2 separate regions of the Homo sapiens genome follow, and region 1 is linked to region 2. The links are chromatin loops, found by intact Hi-C in ENCODE. Cell type or tissue: endothelial cell of umbilical vein. All regions are shown on one strand. Links, peaks and the distances in the headings refer to the core of each region. The heading gives the core; the rest is flanking DNA.

Region 1 (11,579 bases), core at 2,243-7,242, 88 kb before region 2:
TCTATGGAGATTCTATATGAGAATTTAGAACAAGGCTCAGCATTCACCAGAATCGCCTGGGCTTCTTTTCTCTCCTGCGATTGCTATGTTAATGAATCTGTTGGATGTCGCTGTGACCTACAAGCTCCTACCCAGCGGGAGAGCCCTGCATCTAAACTGCTGATATGTCACACTAAGAAAGGAAAAGAGGCCCTGCCTGGCCAGGCAGAGGGGCAAGGGGGTTTGGGAAGCCTTCCAAGACTCAGATCATTGTGTAGAGATGTAAAACATCACAACTCTCCTTGTTATTACTGGTGATAAATGGCTGGGCAGGCAGATCTGCACCACAAGAATTGCTGAAATTGAGGAAACCTTGTGGAATGAACAAGCAATTGAGGAGGAAGTGAGAGGCCGATGGCAGTGTGACCTTAGTGGCAGAAAAGCCATATGTCATGTTGCTGTAACAATTTATGGCAAATATTTCTCTGTCTGGGGTTTGCCTTTAAATAGAAATCACAAATGATGCAAGCTCAGGGTCATCACCTCCAAGTGCAAAGTCCTGCCAGTGGAGAAAGCTGCATGGAAGGGTTTCACAGGTTTGGGGAACTTTTGGCATGAAAGAGCCCAGCTCTTTGAGTTTGAGTTTCATCTACTCTTTTTTTAAGGATGAGTGGATATGTGAAAGTTGCAGTTGGAAATGAGCAGCTTCTCATAGACTTTTAACAAACTCAGGGCTTGTTAAAACAAGGATGAGGGGGCTCATCCCTGTGTCTGAATTCTCAGCAGCTCAGATCCCTGGCTTGTTTCTTGGGGATCCCATCCATGAGGACTGACATGGTTTGGCTGTGTCCCCATTTAAATCTCATCTTGTAGTTCCCATAATCCCCACATGTGGTGGGAGGGACCTGGTGGGAGGTAATTGAATCATGGTGACAGTTTCCCCCATGCTATTCTCATGATAATGAGTAAGTTCTCACGAGATCTGATGGTTTTATTTATTTTTTTTTGAGACGGAGGCTCACTCTGTTGCCCAGGCTGGAGTGCAGTGGCGTGATCTCGGCTCACTGCAAGCTCCACCTCCTGCATTCATGGCATTCTCCTGCCTCAGCCTCCCGAGTAGCTGGGAATACAAGCACCCGCCACCACGCCCAGCTAATTTTCTGTATTTTTTTTTAGTAGAGATGGGGTTTCACTGTGTTAGCCAGGGTTGTCTCGATCTCCTGACCTCGTGATCCACCCGCCTTGGCCTCCCAAAGTGCTGGGATTACAGGCATGAGCCACCGCGCCTGGCCGGTCTGATGGTTTTATAAGGGGCTTCCCCCTTCACTTGGCTCACATTCTTCTCTCTCCTGCCGCCTTGTGAAGAAGGACATGTTTGCTTCCTCTTCAACCATGATTGTAAGTTTCCTGAGGCCTCCCCAGCTGTGTGGAACTTCGAGTCAATTAAAACTCTTTCCTTTATAAATTACCCAGTCTCAGGTTATGTCCTTACAGCAGCATAAGAATGGACTAATACAAGGACCTTCACGAGTATCTCAGGCCTAGCAATGCCCACTAGTCTGGACAAAGGCATGCATGGCTGTGGAGACCCTCTGGCACCATGTCAGCCACACACATTTCTTAGTTTCATCTCTGTTACTTCACAGACAATGCTGGAAAAGTACAATAGATGACTGGGTTGAGTTACCTCTCTACAACACAGGGAAGAAAATGCTCAAGGCCATAGGAAACTGGGCAGACATTCCAGAAATAGGATGTCCAGGGATTCAAAGACAATGCCATCATGGGGACTGGCCATAGGGAGCGCTTGATCCAGGAATGGGCAGAAAGTAGTGCCATTCGGCTCCCCAGCTGGTGAAAGGAACAGCCATCCTTTGGCTTCCACCTGGGGAACCACCTGGAGACCCCTGGTGTTGGGTAACCACCTTCAAACTGCAGTTCTGTCTGCCCCTCCCCTGCATCACTCAGGAACTTGCCTCTCCATCCTCTGGACCTCATGGTAAATGCATACCCTTGCATTTCCTCTGGGACAATTGTCTCTTATATAGTTTGAGCCCAGGGAAGGCCTTGGCTTGGTCATCACAGCTTACATACCATATTCTTCTTCCCCCACTCCTCATACCCCCAGTCAAATAAGGTGATTTTGATGGTTACCAGGTAGCTCGTGAGGCCAAGATATTCCATGCACCAGGGCTTGAGGTGAGTCAATAGGGAAACACAGAATCTACTGTATTGTTAAGCAAACACTCTCTTTATGGGTATTTGGCCCAAACAAGCTCTGTTATGTAGAGCACACTGATAGAATTGAAAATGTAAAATGTTAAAAACTTAGCATCAAGAAACAGTGGCTCAAAATAAACATGGAGATGAAAGATCACAGACATAGGTCATCATTAGAAAGGACAATACAGTGTTCTTAAAGCAGAGATCCAGAAAAATATCTGTTAAAATGCAAAACATAATCAGAAACAAACTCTAATATCAGGACTTATACAAATACATACACAAGCTGGGAGCGGTGGCTCATGCCTGTAATCCCAGCACTTTGGGAGGACGAGGTAGGCAGATCATGAGGTCAGGAGTTCGAGACCAGCCTGGCCAACATAGTGAAACCCCATCTCTACTAAAAATACAAAAATTAGTTGGGCATGGTGGTACATGCCTGTAGTCCCAGCTACTCAGGAGACTGAGGCAGGAGAATCACTTGAACCCAGGAGGCAGAGGTTGTGGTGAGCCAAGATCACGCCACTGCACTCCAGCCTAGGCAACAGAGCGAGACTTAGTCTAAAAATATATATATATATGTGTGTGCGTGTGTGTATATATACACACACGCACACACACACACACACAAGTGTAGGTCTGTCATGTGTATGTGCATTTGTACATGTGTGGGAGAGGGAGAAGGAGAGAGAGACCAAGAGCTTGAGCAAGCAGTGGAGGTGGGGAAAGATCTCTTGGTCACCATCTGTCCTCCATTTCCTAATTCTGAGAAGCAAAGAAATGGCCAAGATTAAAATTTTAGGTTACAGGGGACCTCTGGGATATTAGAGGCGAGGCATCAGAGCAGCTAATGGAAATTCTTGCTACTTTCACATGACACCATGTGATTTGCCTTTATGTGGGGCCCTGGTTACTGAGCCCCCTCTCTTCTTCCCTATCACTCCCTCCCTTCCTCTAGCCTTCTGATCACTGCTCATAGCAGTGCAGATCTCTCTGCAGACATAGTACTATCTTAGGGAATTATCCGCAAGGAATCCTGTGTACCTAGTTTGTTTTATTGGCTAGCAAGTAGATGCATTATTTCCTAGTCAACAGGCAGGGCAGAACAGTGTAGGGCCAGGATGCAAGGCTACATTAGCAAAGGCAGCTGTTTGGACCACAGTCTTCTCAGGCAAAGTAGCAGAGAGGAGTGACTGATGTCAGCTTCCACCAACACTGAGAATTCTACATTGAGCTGGAACCAGGATCTCGGGACAGTGGCTCTAGATAGTATCTGAGGCAGCAGGATGTCATGCTTGCGAGCACCTTCCTGGAATTCTGCTCTACTGCCCAAGTGGAAACCTAGTCATTTCAGGAACCAAGCACTTTCTTCTTATAGGAAAATATAGTCTTCTCAAAGCAATGTTTGCCTGTCCTCCATACTGCATTTTAGCTATCTATCAGGTGTAGAAAATTCTTCAGGGTGCCCGAGTTTGAATGCCTCACCTTTGCCACTCAAGGTGTGGCTGCTTTTGGGACCTCCAACATTCTTCCAGCAAGTTCATAGGATAATATGGAGACCAAAAACATAAAAAGGAAAATCCTGGGGCTCAAAGAAGAGGGAATTCATCTTTTCATGCTCTCTTTTTATGAGTGCTATTATTAAGAATATGCTAAGGCTGATACATATCTTTCAGGCATTTGGCCAAGATGCCAAGACATTTTAAGTTTGACTAGAAGGAGACTTACGCTTTCCAAATTGCTACCTTGACAAATGTTTCTATTTTATCCCCTGGATAGATTTAATTCATTTACTTATTGCACTGAAAGATTCAAGCTTAAAGATATTTAATTATGTCTAACCTTTCTCCCATTAAGTAGATTAAAAGTCTAAAGCATTGGCTGCCCCCACCCCCACCAACACCGTATGGCTGGTCTGTTAAATATGCATGTTCAATCGGAGCTTGCAAAAAGAAAGATATTACATCAGCCTTAAAACAGTATGTATTCAATATTTGATTCTATTTTAAGCTTACACTTGGCCTAATTGTACTAAGCAAGGAAATAATATTACAGTGACGCCACTGAATTAATAAATATATTTCTGTTAGTGAGAAAGGCCAAAAGAGTCATCCAATGTAAATTTATCCTTGGCTACTGAGTGATTACTGTTTCAAGGACTTGGGAAATTGGCAAGACTTCTGGTTCTGTGCCGGAAGTGCTCTTAACTGTGGTCTTAAAATAGGGAAAAAACACTACACCTAAGAAAGTAGGTACAGGTTTCTTATTTGGGTGAGGCCCCTCACAATAAGGAATTCCTTAAAGGGAGATTGGGGAGAAATCTAAGTACTGTATGTCTAGTAATGTCATTATTTACTGCAAAAGGGAGACAGATAAATATCTTGGTAAGAAACTCTAATTGTGAATGATGCACATACTACAATATTTCAATGCATGACAGCGTTTTCCTTGATATGTTGTGCTGAGACATACGGTAAAGGTGACACCACCTGTATTTTAAAAATTGAAGAAATCTATCCTGGGGCAGTGTGTGTGTGTGTGTACGTCTGTGTGTGTCCGTGCACATTTACACGCATGTGTGCACATGCAGTGGTATGCTGGTAAATGTTTAACAACCAACTCTGTGGAATAAAAAGGCCAGGTTTGTAGTGCTTGCCAATACCCATGATGTAAATACTCCCATAATGGCCACAGTAAAATTATCTTCCTTAATGGAACACTGATCATGCAAAATAAAGTCTAAACATCTTAACATGGCCCATGACATCCTTAACCTTGACTTTCCAACTCCACTGCCTACCAAACCCACCTTGCACCCTGGTACTCCAGCCAAATTTTTTGTTGCTTCCCAAACACACTGAGATTTTTCTCATTGCTGTGCTTCTGCTTAGGATGTTCCTCCTTTCTGGAATAGTTGATCCTCTTTTCTGGGCATGAAAAATTCTAAAACTTTCTTAAAGACACAGCTTAAATGTCACCATGAAGCCTTCCTGAAATTCTTCATAGAAGGAACTCTCTCTCCTCTAATAAGCACGTTAATAGTACTTTTATATACCTTTTCTGTCGCAATTATTACAACATAGAAGAATAACTTCTATGTTAGCTTCCCCACTAAACTGTGAGCTTCTTCAGAAAAAAGGAGTTTTATACATACCATTATATCTCTATATGTACCATTATCTTACACATTATTTGGTACATTTTAGGCACAAGTCATTTTTTTTGAATGAATGGTCAAATAACTTATAGCAGATATTCTTTAAGCACTTATTATGTACTAAGCACTTTACATGGACTATTTTGTTTAATTCTCTCCAGAGTCCAATGAGGTAGATACTGTTACTGCAACTTCCCCATGAGGAAACTAAGGCTTAGAGATATGAGTCACACTCAAAGGTCACACAGAAAATAGTGGCGGGACCAGGATTTGACCCAGGACATCTGACTTCGGCTCCTATATTTATACTAAACTGCCTCCCTGCATTGAAAATCTCCTTTTGCTCCAGATATTCAGTGAATCCTTTCTGGCTGTCTGGAATTAGGGATCTACACAGCCAGCTCTTTTTCTGGAAGCCATCTGGGTATCCCATGGAAATTCAACCCACAATCTTAGTTATGCCTTTTGAACTTGGAAAGAAGACCTGCCTAACCCCATCTCAGAAATATTTGGATGTAGGGGAAAAAGGATTCCTCATCCCCAGGATGAAACCCTTTGGGAGAGCTCATTTCTGTCCTTCCAGGGTGGAGCTTTAAGATTTAAAGAGCAAGGCTTAATTAGAGTATTTCCTGGCTGAGTAAATATTAAACTTAAACTCAGCTCTGCCTTTGGCTAGCGAGTCTCAGTTTGAGGCTTGGCTTCCATGTTTCCTCCTGAGTTCCTCATAGAGGAATAGGGGTGGGGAATGAAGTCAAGGAAAGACTGTGGTCTAGGGAACAGAGCGACCTAAGGAGTGCTGATGAGGCAGAGACTGAGTTAACCTGTGCTGCAGATCTGTTACTAAACCCCAAACACACAGTTACTCTTTCCAACAGGTTAAATATTAATCTGTGTCACTGTTCCTTCCGTTGGTCATTAATTAGACTTTTTTTAATACAGTAATTCTGAGATCCACCTGCTAGAAAGGCTACCTTGGGCAAAGCAAGGGCTTTTCCACATTCTAAGAGGCCAGATCCATGGTAGTCACAAAGGAAGGACTCCATACTTCTATGAGGGGATGAAACGTCACTAGAATTAATCCTGTTTTTCTCATTTTAACTGGAACACTGCCCAGAGGACCAAAATAAAAAGTGCAACCTGGATACCAACCCAGTCCATTGCCCTTAGCTCCCACAAAGCAGTCAGACTTTCCAGGGACCTGTACAGTGGGGACTGGGGGCAGGACGAGCTAACCAGGCACTTTATCGGTGTTGCTGTTTTGTAAGAGCTGTTGTATGAACTGATTTGGATCAGCTGTGGGTTCTAAAAGGGTAGAAGCTGTGAAAAGTAGAGAGTAGGAGACTGAACTCACGGACACCATCCCAGGCACAGCTGGTCAAGGAGATTGGCACCTACAGCACTTAGCAGAGAGTGAGCCATCCAACCAGTGTCTATCCACTCTTCTAGGAATGGAACCCTAGTTTTACCCTAGTGAACCACCTTCTCCCCTTGGTTGGGACCATCAATCAAGGTGCCTTGCCCAGTCCCAGCTAAGCAGAAGGTCTCTGACCCAAGCGAGACTATTCAGGTATCTGAATGTTTAGCCAAGTGATAAAATGACTGTTGGAGTTGATTTGGTAAGATATCACTCATCAGTTCTGCTTAGAACACATCTTCCTCTTCCACTCAAACTTCACGATTCCCGTCTGTCCTAATTGTTCAACTTTCCTTTTGATTCTGTGAGTCACCCCACAACCATCAAGTTCATGCCTTTTATATTTGAATTAGCATTTGTTTCTGTTGCTTGACATCTGAAAACCATAACTCATATACTTTGTTGTGTTTATGAGTATGTGTTTAAATATCATCCTCCTTCTACACACACTAAATATTTTTCACTACTGTTTCCCTGCCTATAGTCCACCCATTGGACAAAGTTTGGAAAATATTTTTTTAAAATTCAGACCTAGAGAATAGATGAATATAGGGAATAATCAGTTAAACACAAATTGGTGCCAATCAATTAAGTCTGATTGCTTTCCGTTGCCAAGAGGGAATAAGAGTTTCATTTGGGCAAAAAGGAGGGAAGTCACTGAGATGCTTGGGGGCCTTGGGGAAAAGGAGCAAGCCTGGGTAGTGTCTAGATAAAGCAGCTCGTGAGCACTGCTGCCTGGAGGGGGGTCCAGGAAGAAAAAGACATGAAGAAAAGAAGGTGCAAGGCAAACGCCTTCTTTCTCCTCCTTCCTCCTCCCAGTCCCTGAGTCCTAGCAGCCAGAAATCAGGTTAGGACTATCAGGATAAGAGGGTAGCTTCAACGTAGGCTACACAAGTGTTTGTGGGAAGGCTCGGGACTCTAATGGTCACTTTAATATTGTTTCTACGGCAACATGTTTTTCTACTATCAGGAAAATAACACATCTTCTAGACCTATAATTTTCTAAATGTTCTGCACTCCTGAGATTCCACTCGTTATTTCTGGCATCACTAGTCTATCTGGAAGTCTTGGCATTCTTAACAGCCATTTGTCTGTTGTCTTCCTAAATATTAATATGAACTATTTATATATTGATATCCCTAGAAGGCAGGGATTATCAAAGCTCTGGCCAAATTTGTTTTTGGATCAAGCTGGATAAATCCCAAATCATTCTAGTTAGCAGATACTTCAACACATATAAACACACTAATTATTATATAATGATACCCAGTAAGCAAGGGAAGCTATGAGATCAGTTATAGATAAGCAAAACATACATAAAAATTTGTCCATCAAGAAATTTCTGGGCAATTTTACATTCAAATTTATATAGATTCATGTTTACATATTACTGGAGTCTCCAGCTGTGGCTTTTATTTAGTTCTGGAACACAGATAATAGTCTTAATAGGTCAATTTATGAGCTTTTCAAAGAAACAGTTTCCCAGATCAGACAATACAGATAGCTCTGTCATAGCCACCCCTCATCAGTCATCCATATGAAGATGAAAATAATGTATAGTCAGGACCAGACCTGTCCTGTTAATTAGGTTTCCTGGTTTGTCTTACAGAGTGATCTTCCCAGCATGGCTCTAGGCAATGCTACCTGGGGGTAAGGAGAACAGAAATTTCATTCCTCTCTGACTCACTCACTGCAAAGTCTTGGATAACTAACTAACTCAGGTATCCAGGGCTTTACTTACTTGAGGGATAAGATGGGGATGAGGAAATAAGAATACCAAGTACACACATAATTTGGAGGAATGAAGGAGAGATTAGTGACAATATCTGCAAAGGATTACAAGAAGCCACAAATACTCTCTTTTGGCAGAGGTATTTATAATCTTAAATGTAAATATACTTTACTTTATGTTTTATCCTTTTCTACAAAATCGTCTTTCGACAGACAATTGAGACTTTACTCAAAAGACAGATGATTGAGATTTTAACACCCACATGTTATCAATTCAAAGACACACATACTGTACCATCTCTGGAATACTCTGTCACCCAGGTTGGAGTGCAGTGGCACAATCACTGCAGCCTCGAACTCCCAGGCTCAAGTAATCCTCCCAACTGAGCCTCCCAAGTAGTTGGGACCATAGGTTCACATCACTATGTTTGGTTGCTATTTTCATTATTTTTTTGTAGAGGCAGGATCTCCCTATGTTGCCCAGGCTGGTCTCAAACTCCTGGGCTCAAAGGATCCTCCCACCTTGGCCTCCCAAAGTGCTCAGATTATAGGCTTGAACCACCACACCAAACCCATGTCTTAAAATTGTTATTTTCACATTACTGAACTAGGGATGCACTTTACAATTCATGGGGGATTTTTTTGGTTTTTTGGGTTTTTTTTTTTTTTTTGAGACTGAGTTTCGTTCTTGTTGCCCAGGCTGGAGTGCAATGGTGCAGTCTTGGCTCACTGCAACCTTCACTTCCTGGGTCCAAGCGATTTTCCTGCCTCAGCCTCCTGAGTAGCTGGGATTACAGGCATCCGCCACCATGCCCAGCTAATTTTTGTATTAAGACATCTTAAATTTAATGACAAACAGCATTTCTTCCTTCACATACAGACTTACCTCCTTTGGCCAACTGGTTTACAGAAGGGATTGTGATGACTACTGACTTTGGAGCCCTGAATGTTTGCAAAAGGTTGACACACTTAGAGGCAATGGCAGCACCCCCAAATCAGCAAGGCAGACCCATTTCAAACACAGTTTGATTCGTGTTCTGATAGGGGGACACACAGGATTCTATGAGACCACCTAGTTCAGATGTGGGGTGGGGAAGGGTGGTCAGGAAGACCTCTGGGAGGAAGTGATATCTTAACTGACACTGAAAGAAAGGGTTGATATTATCTAGCACAATACTACCCAAAGTGTCTTTGAAATCTATTTGAAGCCACCTTTGCAATGATTATGACAGTGAGAGAAATCCAGCATAGCTGACTCAATCTTGCTGCTAGCCTCAAGGGCTGGCTCTCCTTGTTCATTCCTGGGCATAGGCTAAGCTAGCCATGGGAAGAATTTAGTTTATAGTTTAACTTTGAAGAAAGGATGATAATAGTCCCTCCCTAAAACTGACTTCCTCCTTGTTTAGGGACTGAAACCACCTTTGTAGGAGTAATGAAAGGCCACAAGATTAGGCTAATGAGAGATGCCTGAATTATGCTAAAATATAGGCATAGTTAAACAATAACCAACCATTGTTTCCCAGCTTGCTTTTCTATAATCCCTTACTGCTCAGGAGTCACGTGGCCAGAATTCACAAGATTTGTGACTTCCCCCATTGCCTCTATAGATAACATCACTATTGTAGAACCTAAGATTGGTCTTTTGAGATGTTTTTCAGATTTTTGCTTTTTTGTGACTGACTGACTTTACCTGGACCTGAGACTGATAACTAAATTTTTCCCATGGTCCTGTGGCTCCCACCCAGAAGCTAATTCAGCATACAAGGACCATTTTCCACGCTCATAATTTCATCCCCAATCAGTGAGCAGAACCCATTCCCCAGCCCTCTGTCTACCAAATTATTCATAAAAATCCTAGCCTCTGAGTTCCCAGGGAGGCTGATTGAGTAATAAGCTCCCAACTTTCCAGCTGGCTAGCTTTGAATTTATTACATTCTTTCTTTACTGCAATACTTCTGTCTCAGTGAATTGGCTTTTCTGTGCAGCAGGCAAGAAAAATCTGTCAAGTGCTTACATATTTGTTACCAGTCTACTGCAAGGTAAGTACAGAAAGTGGCAGTTTAGAAACCTTGATAACATTATACATATATAACAAATTCACACATATAACAAATTCACACATATAACAAATAAGTAATTTTATGTTTATTGAATCTAATAATTTAAAAATTGGGAATGTACTTTATATACCTGTTTTACCTATTTTATTTTCCCAGGTCATTAATTTTATTGCATTTTACAAAAGTAAGTCAGATTGGTTGAGCCCAGGAGTCCAAGACCAGCCTGGGCAATATGGCAAAACCCTGCCTCTACAAAAACAATACAAAAATTAGCCAGGCCTGGTGGCACGTACCTGTAGTTGTAACTACTCAGGAGGCTGAGGCAGGAGAATCGCATGAGCCCAGGAAGCAGAGGTTGCAGTGAACCAAGATCACGCCACCACACTCCAGCCTGAGTGAGAGAACGAGACCCTGTCTCAAAAAAAAGTTGTTTACATTATACTCTAGTCTAGTAAGTATGCAATAGCATTTTGTCTAAAAAACGTACACATTTTAATTTAAAATACTTTATTGCTAAGAAGTGCTAACAATCATCTGAGCCTTCAGTGAATCATAATGTTTTTGCTGGTGGAGGGTCTTACCTCAATGTTGATGGCTGCCGACTGATCAGAGTGGTGGTTGCTGAAAATTGGGGTGGATGTGGCAATTTCTTAAAATCAGATAACAATGAAGTTTGCCACATTGACTGACGCTTCCTTCCATGAAAGATTTATCTGTAGCATGCAATGGTGTTTGATAGCATTTTGCCCATAGTAGAACTTCTTTGAAAATTGGAATCAATTCTGTCAAACCCTGGAGCTATTTTGTTAACTAAGTTTATGTAATATTCTAAATCCTTTGTTGTCATCTCGACAATGCATTCACAGCATTTTCACCAGGAATAGATTATATATCAAGAAACCAACTTTCTTTGTTCATCCATAAGAAACAACTCTTCATTTGTTAAAGTTTTATCATGAGATTGCAGCGATTTCATCACATCTTCAGGGTCCCTTTCTAATTCAAATTCTCTTGC
Region 2 (11,579 bases), core at 2,444-7,443:
AAGTGTCTCAAACTCAGCAGCCTATAGGAGTCAGCTAGGCAAGCACGCCAGGCATAATAATAATAATAATAATAATAAACAGCACCACTGTGATTAAAAAAAAAATGTTGACTAACAGTAAGTCTCAGTGTTGTGGGGAGGTAATAGGGAGTGGTGGGGACTATGTCCATTTGGAGAGACATGCTTAGGCCAAAGAAGCTGCTACTCAGCTCCTGCCAGTTGTTGCCATGCAGGAAAGGAATCTGTGTTGCCATGTTGTCTGATTTTTTCTTTTTTCAAGAGAAACCAGAAATCTAGATTTTTATATGAAGGTCTCTGACTTTTAAAAGTGATCAACTAAATTTCAAAACTGTACAGCCCAAATAAATTATGTCTCTTGATAAAATATTGCCTAAGGGCCAATGATTTACAATCTATGCTTTTGAGAGAAGACATTTATATCTATCAGAGTCCTATCAGTAAACAAATTGCTTGCTCAGAGAGGAGCGTTTTTGTTTAGTTTTTTTAGAGGTGAGGTCTCGCTTTGTTGCCAAGCCTGGAGTGCAGTGGTGTGATCATAGCTCACAGGACAGGAGGGTTTTATAAAGGGATGATTTACAAAAGTGCAGTGCCAGTCTGGGACTATAGTAAAGTGAGTGTGCAATTGCCGCAAGGTAAAAAATTTTAAGGGGACACCAAAAATTTTAGTAATCAAGATAAATAATATTTCAATGTAATAATTTTTTAAAGTCAAAATTACTGTAAAAAAATCTATGATGAACAAAATATTAACATTTTAAACAAAGGATTAGTATTACTCATTGTACTTGTCTATTCTCACATTGCTATAAAGAAATACTTGAGACGATAATTTATAAAGAAAAGAGGTTTAATTGGCTCACAGTTCTGTGGGCTGTACAGGAAGCATGAGGCTGGCCTCTGTTCAACTTCTTGGGAGGCCTCAGGGAACTTTCAGTCATGGCGGAAGGTGAAGGGAGAGCGACGCACTTCACAGGACGAGTGCAGGAGGAAAAGAGAGGGGAGGTGCTATACACTTTTAAACAACCAGATCTCATAACTCACCCACTCACTGTCATGAGAACGGCAGTGAGGGGACGGTGCTAACCCATTCATGAGAACTCCGCCCCCATGACCAAATCACCTCCCACCAGGCCCCACCTCCAACACTTGGGATTACAATTGAACATGAGATTTGGGTGGGGACACTGATCCAAACCATATCACTGATACTTCCTTTTGCTTCAAGCTCCAACATAGCCCAGCATAGAACTAGTCAAGGTGTAGAGAAACCTCAAGGGATAGTACAGTACCCTGGGGGTGGGAAAAGCAGAGCTGTTACCACATCTAGGGCCAAAGGGATAAAACACAGGAGTGGTTACTAGAGCTTGGAAGGAGAAAGTCATGCCCAGAAGGCCATCTGCAGACAACCTGTGACTACTGGCCAAGGGACTTGACTAGCCCAAGGCATTACCCAAGGTAGGAGCCAAGGTAGGAGATGAACTGTTGGCCTCACTCCCCTTTCTTCCTCTGATCTCCTGACAAAATACATCACTGCCCAAACACAACCAGAAGTCAAAGCGCATAGGAGCCTATTGCTACAGTTCATAACGTCCATCAATACAGTCCATAGGAGCACCGAGCAGGAGAGAAAGAAAGAGAGTGGAGCTGGAGGGACAAATGGAAGAGACCCGATAAACGCCCAAAACTCCTACCCTGGTCCTCAGCCTCCTGGGGGCCTGGGACTTTAGTGATTCCTGGGATTCAGTGAGATTTCCCAGTATCCTCCCAATATAGTCCTTTTTCTGCTTAAGCTAACTGAAGTTGATTTCTGATATTTGCCACTCAAAAACTCTTACCTAACACACACAGCCTGAGTGGCTAATCTGTGGACCAGTCAAACCCCAAGTGAATTCTCCTAGTACTCGCCAGACCTGACCAGTCCCTGCTCACAAACACAGGTAATGAATCATGCAGGCCACCAACATTTAGTGACTGGAGTGACATAGCATTTTTTAACTGAATTAGTTAAGAAATCCATTGAAAAAGTGATTACTTATGGTTGTTATCAATAATAACATAATAAAGCTGGATCCAACAAAAAAAGTTTAAATGTATTAAAATGACACTGCTCCTAAATTTAGGTATTAGGTTACCATTTGAATGGTAAAAAAAAAAAAATCCATTTCATGGATTTTTTCCTTTGGGGAAGATACCATTGAATCCATTCTATTCAGCATCCATAGAATGTTTGTTTTCTTTTTAAGAGATAAGCTCTCACTATGTTGCCCAGGCTGTTCTTGGACTCCTGGGCTCAAGAGATCCTCCCACCTCAGCCTCCCAAGTAACTGGGACTACAGATGCCAAAACCACACCCAGCTCAGCATCTATAGAACTTTGACCAAGATACTTATTTAGATTTTTTAAAATAGTTTAAAAGTAGGAGATAATATGAGAAAGGCAGAAAATTTACAATGATTACTCAAAAAAGGAAAAAACAGGCAACACTGTAAGAACAAAATCTACTCTGAAAGTGAGTTTCACCAAAAGCCTTGCTTAGGCACTATTACAGGCAGAATTATGTCCCCCAAAGATTCATACATTGGGGTCTTAAACCTTAGTACCTCAAAATGTGACCTTTTTGAAGATAGGGTCTTCAAGAGTGAGCCCAAATCCAATATGACTGGTGTCCTTATAAGAAGAGGAAATTTGGACACCGATGGCATGCAGAAGAAAGATGATATGAAAAGACAGGGAAAGATGGTCATCTTCAAGCCAAGGAGAAAGGCCTGGAACACATCCTTCTCTTGTGGACCTTTAAAGGAACCAACCCTATTGACACGTTGATCTTGGATGCCTGGTCTTCAAAACTGTGCAAAAACAAATTTATATTATTTAAGCCACCTAGTCTGTGGTACTTTGTTATGGGAGCCCCAGTAAACTGATACCAGTGTCACAACAACAATAATAGCAAATACATATTGACATTGCTAAATGGACTCCCCAGTCCATTAAAGGTGTCCATTTCCAGCTGCTCTAAAATAAAGGAGTTGTGATTTATTTTGCTGGGTACTATGCCAGCACAACCCAGCACATAATTTAAACTCCTGGTTATCCTCTTTGCATAAGAGTTTGGACAAAACAAAGCTGTAATGAGTAGGGTCATGGACTTCTGTACCCTATTGGCTAACATATAGCCAATAAAGGAAAAATAGAGACTGGCTGCCCAGGCACTGCTTTAAATGCTTTATATATATTAATTCATTTAATATTTGTAACTCCTATGGAAGATAAGCACTATATATATCATCTCCATTTCATAGCTGAAGAAAGTGAGGCATCAAGAGGTTAAATAACTCACCTAATGTCACACATGAAATAAGTAAGAGAATTTGGATGATAAATCTCAATCTGAATCCAAATTCTATACCCCAAATCTGTGCTTATAACTGCTATACCTTGCTGCCTCTTGGGTGTAGATCTTTCCTGCAGAGGATGATTTTTTTCTCCCACCCCTAAGCTGTTATCAGCCAGACAAAATGGACAGTCAGGTTTCATGGGTGCATCCATACTCAAGTGTCCAAGCCCCTTTGATGCATCTGATACCCTCAGAGACATCGAAACTTGGTCTTATTTTAAAAATCATGGTGTTGGCCGGGTGTGATGGCTCACACCTGTAATCTCAGCACTTTAGGAGGCCGAGGTGGGCGGATCACCAGGTCAGGAGATTGAGACCATCCTGGCCAACGTGGTGAAACCCCATCTCTACTAAAACACAAAAAATTAGCCAGGCATGTTGGCGTGCGCCTGTAGTCCCAGCTACTCGGGAGGCTGAGGCAGGGGAATCCCTTGAACCCAGGAGGTGGAGGTTGCACTGAGCCGTGATCGCGCCACTGCACTCCAGCCTGGCAACAGAGCAAGATTCTGTCTCAAAAAAAAAAAAAAAATCATAGTGTAACTGCAAGATATGAGTGATTGAATCAACATTATCCCTCAAGGTAGGCACAAAATTGAGTCCAACATAATTTGATGGAGTTATACAGGTGTCATGCTGGTACCCTTGACCATCACAGTGCTGTTGGTCATACCCATTTATCCAGAGATGACTCCCAGGATGACTCAGTGGCAAGCAGTCTCTGAAACCCCTTTCCTGCTGCTTGCCAGTATCAACACCCATCGTCACCACCACCATTTGGCACAATGCCCAGAGGAGCTAGGTGTTGGGACAAAATAGTACCTGTCTCACAATGTTGTGAGACTTAGTGGGCCCTCAGTGTAAGTGTTAGTTCTTTTCCCCTTTACAACTAAGTGAAAAAGCCTTGCTCAATGCACATGAAAGTGTTGGTTATAAACTTGTGTTTGGGGATTATATTTTAATTTATTAAATTAAACCTCCTCTCATGACTTTTGCAGAGCTAATGACAAATTAGCCTGTGTGCACACAGACTGGAAAGATACAGACTTTGCCCAGTCTGTGTAGTCAGCATGCAGATGAGAGTGGGACGCTTGCTGCAGAAACACCTTCAGCTCAGCAGCTGCCTATAAGGGAAGAAAACTCAGGATGTATAAAAACAGAGAAGTGACATTCTCCCTGCAAAATCAGCATTCTAAAATGATGATCCTGTCTCATCCCAGTCCTGTTTTGGCCAGACTCCCCTGTCCATTAAAAGTGTCCATTTCCAGCTGCTCTAAAATAAAGGGGTTGTGATTTATTTTGCTGGGCACCGTGTCAGCACAGCCCAGTGCATGATTTAAAATCCTGGTTTTCCTCTTTGCACAAAAGAGTTTGGACAAAACAAAGCTGGGATGAGCAAGGTCATGGACTTCTCTACCCTACTGGCCAACATATAGGCGATAAAGGCAAAATAGAGACTGGCTGTCCAAAGCTTTGTGGACCGTGGGAAGTGATGTTGCCAAGGTGATGATTTGGAACCAGACCGGAGAAGCTGGTGCTAACAAGGACAGGAGACCCAAGGAACATTTCCTGAAAGGGAAGAGAGAAACTCAAAGGGAATTCACCAGCAGTTGGTAGGATTTCCATGTTTTGTCTCAAATATGTATTTCTAGCCTTCCTTATGTTGGAAAATTGTGTTCAGAACTCCGAACTCTGAACACAGTAGATTTATCACATCCTGACTGTCAGAGATAATTTAAAATCAGATGAGAGGGAAGGAAGGAAAATTGAGAGTCATGATTGTCATCCAATCCAAGCTCGGTAAAAACCATTTGATAATGGTCTATTTATAGAGACATGTAGGATGGTCATTAGGAACAGAGCCCAGGGATCAGGCCCCAGCTCTGATGGATTTTGTGAGAGACACTCACCAGTTTAGGAAAATCATTTAATCTATTGGTACTTCAAATTGGATCACCAATAAGAATGAGTAAGACCTGTATACATGTACCCTAAAACTTAAAGTATACATGAAAAAAAAGGTTCTAAAGCAAAAAAATAAAAATAAAGGTTGGATGCTAAATTAAACAAAAAAAAAGAATGAGTAAGACCTATGGAATTTTATATCAGAGGGAAAAAACAGGAAGAGTCCATACATTTAGTTTGAAATAGTCATTATTTCCTTTTGATTTAAAAATTAAACCACATTGTCAAGGAACAATAAATCAGCCTATTTATTTATTTATTTATGCCTAATTCATGTTGCCTACTGAGGATCAGTAGGTGTTCTGATTTCTGAGCTAATACTCTATCTGAATGAAAATTTGGGTTTTGCTCATGGAAAGCCAACTCCTGGCAGGCCTATACTTAACTCAGAACTCACCTCTGTGCCCCTCAAGTCATTTGCTTACTTCCCTTGTTATAGAAACAATGGAAGTTATTTCTTAGCAAGCGAGAAAAGTTCTGGAATATAAATTGTAGACTGTGGTTGCTATTAAGCCATGAACAGTTCGTCCTTTAGAAGGTAGAGGAAGGACATGGAGGAGAGGGAGAGCCAAGAGATCAGCCAAGAAGCACGGTCACTGCTCCAGTGTAAAATTGGGATCTAAAGAGTTTGAGAGTTCATTAGAATCACAGCATAGAATCTTTTGAGCTATATGCACACCTATGGTTTATACCACCAAAATGCCAAAAATCTTCTGCATAGTGCAAGCTGACTGAGTAAATGATTTAATGTGATTCTCACTCCACCTTGGGAAGTCAACAGATAAGGTACTGACAGTTATGTCCATTTCATGGGAGAGGAACAGATGCTCATACAGAACAGATAGTATCCAGGGGAGCTTTATTTCCAGGGAATGATTCTGCCTGTAAGGTTTTCCGGCCACTAAATAGTGGAGCCAGTACCTAATTCAGGCCCTCTGATTGTTAGCCTTGTTCCTTCAAACTGCAGGACATCACAACCACCACGCCCACCTTCCAAAATGAAAGTCTCTTTTCAAACATAAAAGCCACAATATGAGCTATGGCAGCCATTGAGAGGTACATCCTTTCCTCTGTGAAATTTCACTCAGGAACAGCCCTATAACATCACAAAATTTAGGAATGAAAATAATCTCTAGTCTAATATACTTGTTTTATGAACAGATAAGGAAACTGAGGCACAGAGGGGCTAAGTAACTTGTCTCAAAATCACACAGCTGCATTACTTGTTGCGTTGGTTAACTGAAATGTTAAGATCAGTTCAGTCATTCCACAGTTTACAAGAAATAATTAGAAGGCATCCCATTTACAGAATATAAACCTGATCAGCCGGGTGCGGTCGCTCACGCCTGTAATTCCAGCACTTTGGGAGGCTGAGGCGGGCAGATCACTTGAGGTTGGGATTTCCAGACCAGCCTGGCCAACATGGTCAAACCCCGTCTCTACTGAAATACAAAAATTAACCAGCCGTTGTGTTGGAGGGGCAGCTGAGGCATAAGAATCGCTTGAACCTGGGAGGAGGAGGTTGCAGTGAACCAAGATCATGCCACTGCGCTCCAGCCTGGGTGAAGAGTGAGACGAGAGAGAGAGAGACAGAGCGAGAGCGAGAGAATGAGAGAGAGAGAGCAAGGAAGGAAGGAAGGAAACTAAACCAAACAGTAGTTCAAAAAAAAGTTAAGTGATTTGCGGAGATCAAAAGGAAGGAAGGAAAGAAACAATAGTGCAAAACAAGTAATTTGCAGAGATCACAGAAGTGGAGGGACAGCAGGATTTGAAACCAGGCTGATCTGACTCCAAACTACCCGACCTCACCCACACCAACAGCATGTTGTGCCAGCAGCCTTTTGTGCCCCTGTGGAAGAGCAGGATAGGGGCACTGCACAGGTTTCATTCACTGGAAGGGAGAACTTCTTGCCCACAAATAAGCACCTTGGACTCAGCTAAATCCAGAGAACTCTTAGTCTCACCTAATCCAAAACTGCTAGATTTCAAATCCCAAAGGACTCATTTTGCCTCTCAGCAGGCCCAGCACAGACACGTAGCCCTGACAGTTTGCACTGAGGATTCCAGATTCCAGAATGGAGCCCAGCTGTGCAAAGCCACTGAAGCTGTGACTGGCAGCCGCACTCACTGACCTTCTCAAAGGCCTCTGTGCTCCCAGGCCTGGAAGAGCATTATTTTAGGGATAATGGCTGACAGCTGCTGCAGCCTCGTGGGTGCCCAGCCCCTGTCCACCACATCCTTAGGAATCTTGGTGGTTCCAGGCTTTCTGGCCCAGAGTAACCAGCTACTGGAATCCTGGAGTTACTTCATTAAACTGGTTTCAAGTTACATGCTTTCTTTTATAGGACTGGGGGGAAATGAAACCTGCCAGCCTATTGTCTGTGCTGTACATAACCACTTCTTTCTTGGTGAAATTTCTCCCAGCTCCTGTGTCCCCATCCTGAGTGCAGTAGGGAAGTAGCAAAAGAATTGGTTTTGCCAAATAAAGTTTAAAATGTTGGCCAAGACCAGTGTCGTGCCCCTGTTGCCTCAGCAACCAAGCTGAGGCAGGAGGATCGCTTGAGGCCAGGAGTTTGAAGCCAGTCTAGACAATAGAGCAGGACCCTGTCTCTACAAAATATTTATTAAAAAATTAGTGGCCATGGTGGTATGCACTGTAGTCCTAGCTACTCAGGAGGCTGGTGTAGGAGAATCACTTGAGCCCAGGAGTTCAAGGCTACAGTGAGCTATGATTGCACCGCTGCACTCCAGCCTGGGGAACAAAGTGAGACCCCATCCCATAAATAAAACAGTCTCTACTTTCTGAGTATTTTGTTCCCCACTGCACTCTTGCAGGCTGAGTGTTTCATCGAGTTCCACAGTGCCTTTGCATATCTTATGCATATCTAGAGGACAAGACACCATAAGAGAGTGCCTCCTGTTTTCAGTTTTTGTCATTATCATTAGCCTTCCAATGGTCAACTGCCAAATAGGCCACTTTGAAGTAGGTTTGCCCTCTTTCTCTCCTTTTTTAAACTCAGATGTGCATAGGTAGAATGGCTGAAATGACTCTTTAGAAGAATGTGTTCTTTCCATGCTAAATGCCTCAGATCTCAGCTAATCTTGCAGAGCTGGACAGGATCTTTGAACAGGTTAATGTAGTGGTTGGGAAAATCTCCCCCTGGGGAAATTCCTCAGTCCTCTGACAGCCAGCATCTGCGCAGGCGAGGGCACATACCCCTTTGGGGCAGTCTTGGAGTGTTCTCCTCCCTTGGTGGATTCACAGAGTGCAAGGGGTACCACAGAAGGAGCTGAAGGCTCCTGTCACTCTCCCATAAAACCCCTCCACCGATGCAGCATGGGGCATGACATCATTAGGGGAGAAGATGGGAACGGGATGATTTGGATTCAGGCAACTGGGGTCAAATCCCACCTCCACTGCTCACTCGGTAGGCAACATTAGTATATCCCTGAACCTCTCTGTGCCTCAGTTTACACATCTGTAAAACAGGAATAATAATACCTGCTGCACAATATGGCTATGGTTTTGTAAATGATACAGCACTATTATCCATAATAGTAGTAACCTTAAGGAGATGCTGAAGACTCTTTTCAGATTTGTCCCAGTGCTTACATCTACTACATTTAAGGGGAGTAGGTTTGAAGATAAATTTCATTATCCTTGTCATCACTGATACCTTCATGAGTCAAGCACCAGAAGTAGACTCGGCACCAGATGAAACATGGTCATCAAAATTATCCCTGAAAGGCCAGTTGGTCAAGATATTTCAGACATCAAAAATATGCCCCCCGGCCCCACCCCCGAGGCCTCAGCTGCATCACATTCCTTCACTTGGACCCGCCTGCAGACCACACAGTATCTCAGGGCAATTTCACACTCTCTCTACCGACTGCCTCTTGCTATCTGGATTGCACACTCAGGCAGCCTGATTCCTGTCTGGTCAACCACATAGAAACCAAGGGAATGAGAGCTAATGTAATTGGTTGAAGTCATTTCCAGAAATATGCTATTGGGGACATATCGAGAAGGTATCTGGGTTCTAAACAGGAAATCATAATAATCAGACTAATGCAGCATCCAAATTACTTCAGGGAAAACAATTGTTACAAAATCAAACTACAGACATACCAAGCTCCTCATCAGAAATAGAAAGAAGCTTCCTTTTTCATTACACCTCTTTTTTCCAGCAAATTTCTTGCTCATTCTAGAATGAATCTTGACTATTCACAATCCCTATCATTGTTCCTGAAATAACACCCTCATTAATTATGCCTACTCTGAAATACAGTTTAACCTGTTTTATAGTTAACAGCAGCCTTAACATACAGTCCCAAGTGAACCGTGTAGAGAGCCTCAGAATTACAAACGTAAAGTGACGGCAAAGGAAGAAAATATATATGCCTTCTAACTGACTCAGAAATGGGCTTCCCACACCCCCTGCAGTCATGTGCCACACAGTGACATCAGGCAACAACAGACTGCATGTATGATGGTGATGCCATAGGATTAGAATAGAGCTGGAAAATTCCTATCCCCTGATGACATATTGATGATCCTGACCCCGATGATTAAGCCCGGGCTAATGTGTGTGTAGTTGTCTTAGTTTTTAACAAAAAAGTTTAAAAGTAAAAATAATAATAATAAAATTTAATGAAAAAAATGTATAGAATAAGGATATAAAGAAAATATTTTTGCATAGCTGTATAATGCCTTTGTGTTTAAAGCTAAGTGTTATTCCAAAAGAAGTTAAAAACATTAAAAAGCTTATAAAGTGAAAAAGTTACAGTAAGCTAAGGTTAATTTATTATTGAAGAAAGAAGAGTTTTAAAATAAATTTAAGCCAGGCACAGTGGCTCACGCCTCTAATCCCAGCACTTTGGGAGGCCAAGGCAGGCGGATCACTTGAGGTCAAGAGTTTGAGACCAGCCTGGCCAACATGGTGAAAGCTCATTTCTACTAAAAATACAAAAATTAGCCAGGCATGGTGGTGGGCAACTGTAAGCCCAGCTACTAGGGAGGCTGAGGCAGGAGAATCACTTGAACCCAGGAGGCAGAGGTTGCAGTGAGCGAAGATCATGCCACTGCACTCCAGCCTGAATGACAGAGTGAGACTGTCTCAAAAAAAGTAAAATGAATTTAGTGTAGCCTGAGTGTGCTGTGTTTATAAAGTCTACAGTAATGTACAGTAATGTCCCAGGCCCTCACAATCACTCACCACTTACTCACTGACTCACCCAGAGCAACTTCCAGTCCTGTAAGCTCCACTTATGGTAAGTGTCCTTACAAGTATATCATTTTTTATCTTTTATACCATAACCTTCTCTATGTTTAGATACACAAATACTGATCATTGTGTTACAACTGCCTATGGTATATTCAGTACAGTAACATGCTGTACAGTTTTATAGCCTAGGAGCAATAGGCTATACCACACAGCCCAGGTGTATAGTAGGCAGTACCATCTAGAGCTATGCAAGTACACTCTATGATGTTTGCACAAAGAAATCGCCTGACAATGCACTTCATAGAACATATCTACATTGTTAAGTGACACACAGTTGCATTTCAGCACTCCATGCCCTACTTCTTTATATATATATTAATAGCTTCGAGGGAATGGGTAGTCATTTAGCATTAATAAGCAATGAAAAGTGGAATCTTTTTCTTGTTTCAGAAAGTGACAGTAAGCAGTCTAGAAAATGTGGACAAGATGGAGGAAAGGAAAGAGTGAAGGGAAGAAGGGAGAGTAGAAAGGAAAACCAAGATAACTTTCCTCATGTCCTGAATCTGATGAGCTCAGACTGTCTGGCACATGCCCTTCAGGTAGGTGATAGGGCAGTGTTGGGCTGATTCTGGGAAAACTCTCCTCTACAGAACTCAGGTGTCTTTAATACAGTGTAGTCCATTTTGTTCTTTTTTCTTCTGTTTCTTAGCGATGGGTTTGCCTTTTTAGGGGTTGGCTGGAAACGAGTACATTATCATCGACCACTGACAAAGCAACAGGAGGACATCTTCTGTCCCTGGGCACACGCTGGTTACCCATCAATCACTTTTTATTGACCTTGAACTAAGATCCATAAATTCAAAAACTGCAATTTAAAAATTTTATAGGCAAACTAATGGAATATCAACTTCTACAAGGCTGATTCTTCAATAACACACTTGAAGGACATAGTCCCCTGCCAGGGATGGAGCTCTGTT

The links. A loop is a pair of places that touch in the nucleus more often than their neighbours do. Peaks named below come from ENCODE experiments on the same cell type or tissue, not always from the same donor. Only the 100,000 strongest peaks of a DNase experiment are listed, where the experiment ranks them.
Region 1: a loop joins it to region 2, with 2.0 times the contacts of the local background. A loop is called at or near these places in 1 of 110 quality-filtered maps.

What each region holds. Positions count from the first base shown.
Region 1 is chr2:172,369,452-172,381,030 of GRCh38, reverse strand. LOC107985960 (a long non-coding RNA gene) reads right to left here. Exons shown (of 6, transcript XR_001739773.3): 6 at 10,858-10,955. Among named protein-coding and RNA genes, the nearest start is that of ITGA6, 52 kb to the left of the region's middle. RefSeq lists an enhancer at 1-492 and a silencer at 4,156-4,450. In endothelial cell of umbilical vein, for the core only: no CTCF peak of the experiment used is centred there; a DNase peak (open chromatin) is centred at 4,300.
Region 2 is chr2:172,281,381-172,292,959 of GRCh38, reverse strand. All of the region lies in intron 2 of LOC107985960 (a long non-coding RNA gene), which reads right to left. Among named protein-coding and RNA genes, the nearest start is that of ITGA6, 140 kb to the left of the region's middle. In endothelial cell of umbilical vein, for the core only: no CTCF peak of the experiment used is centred there; DNase peaks (open chromatin) are centred at 4,329 and 5,109; H3K27ac peaks cover 3,425 bases.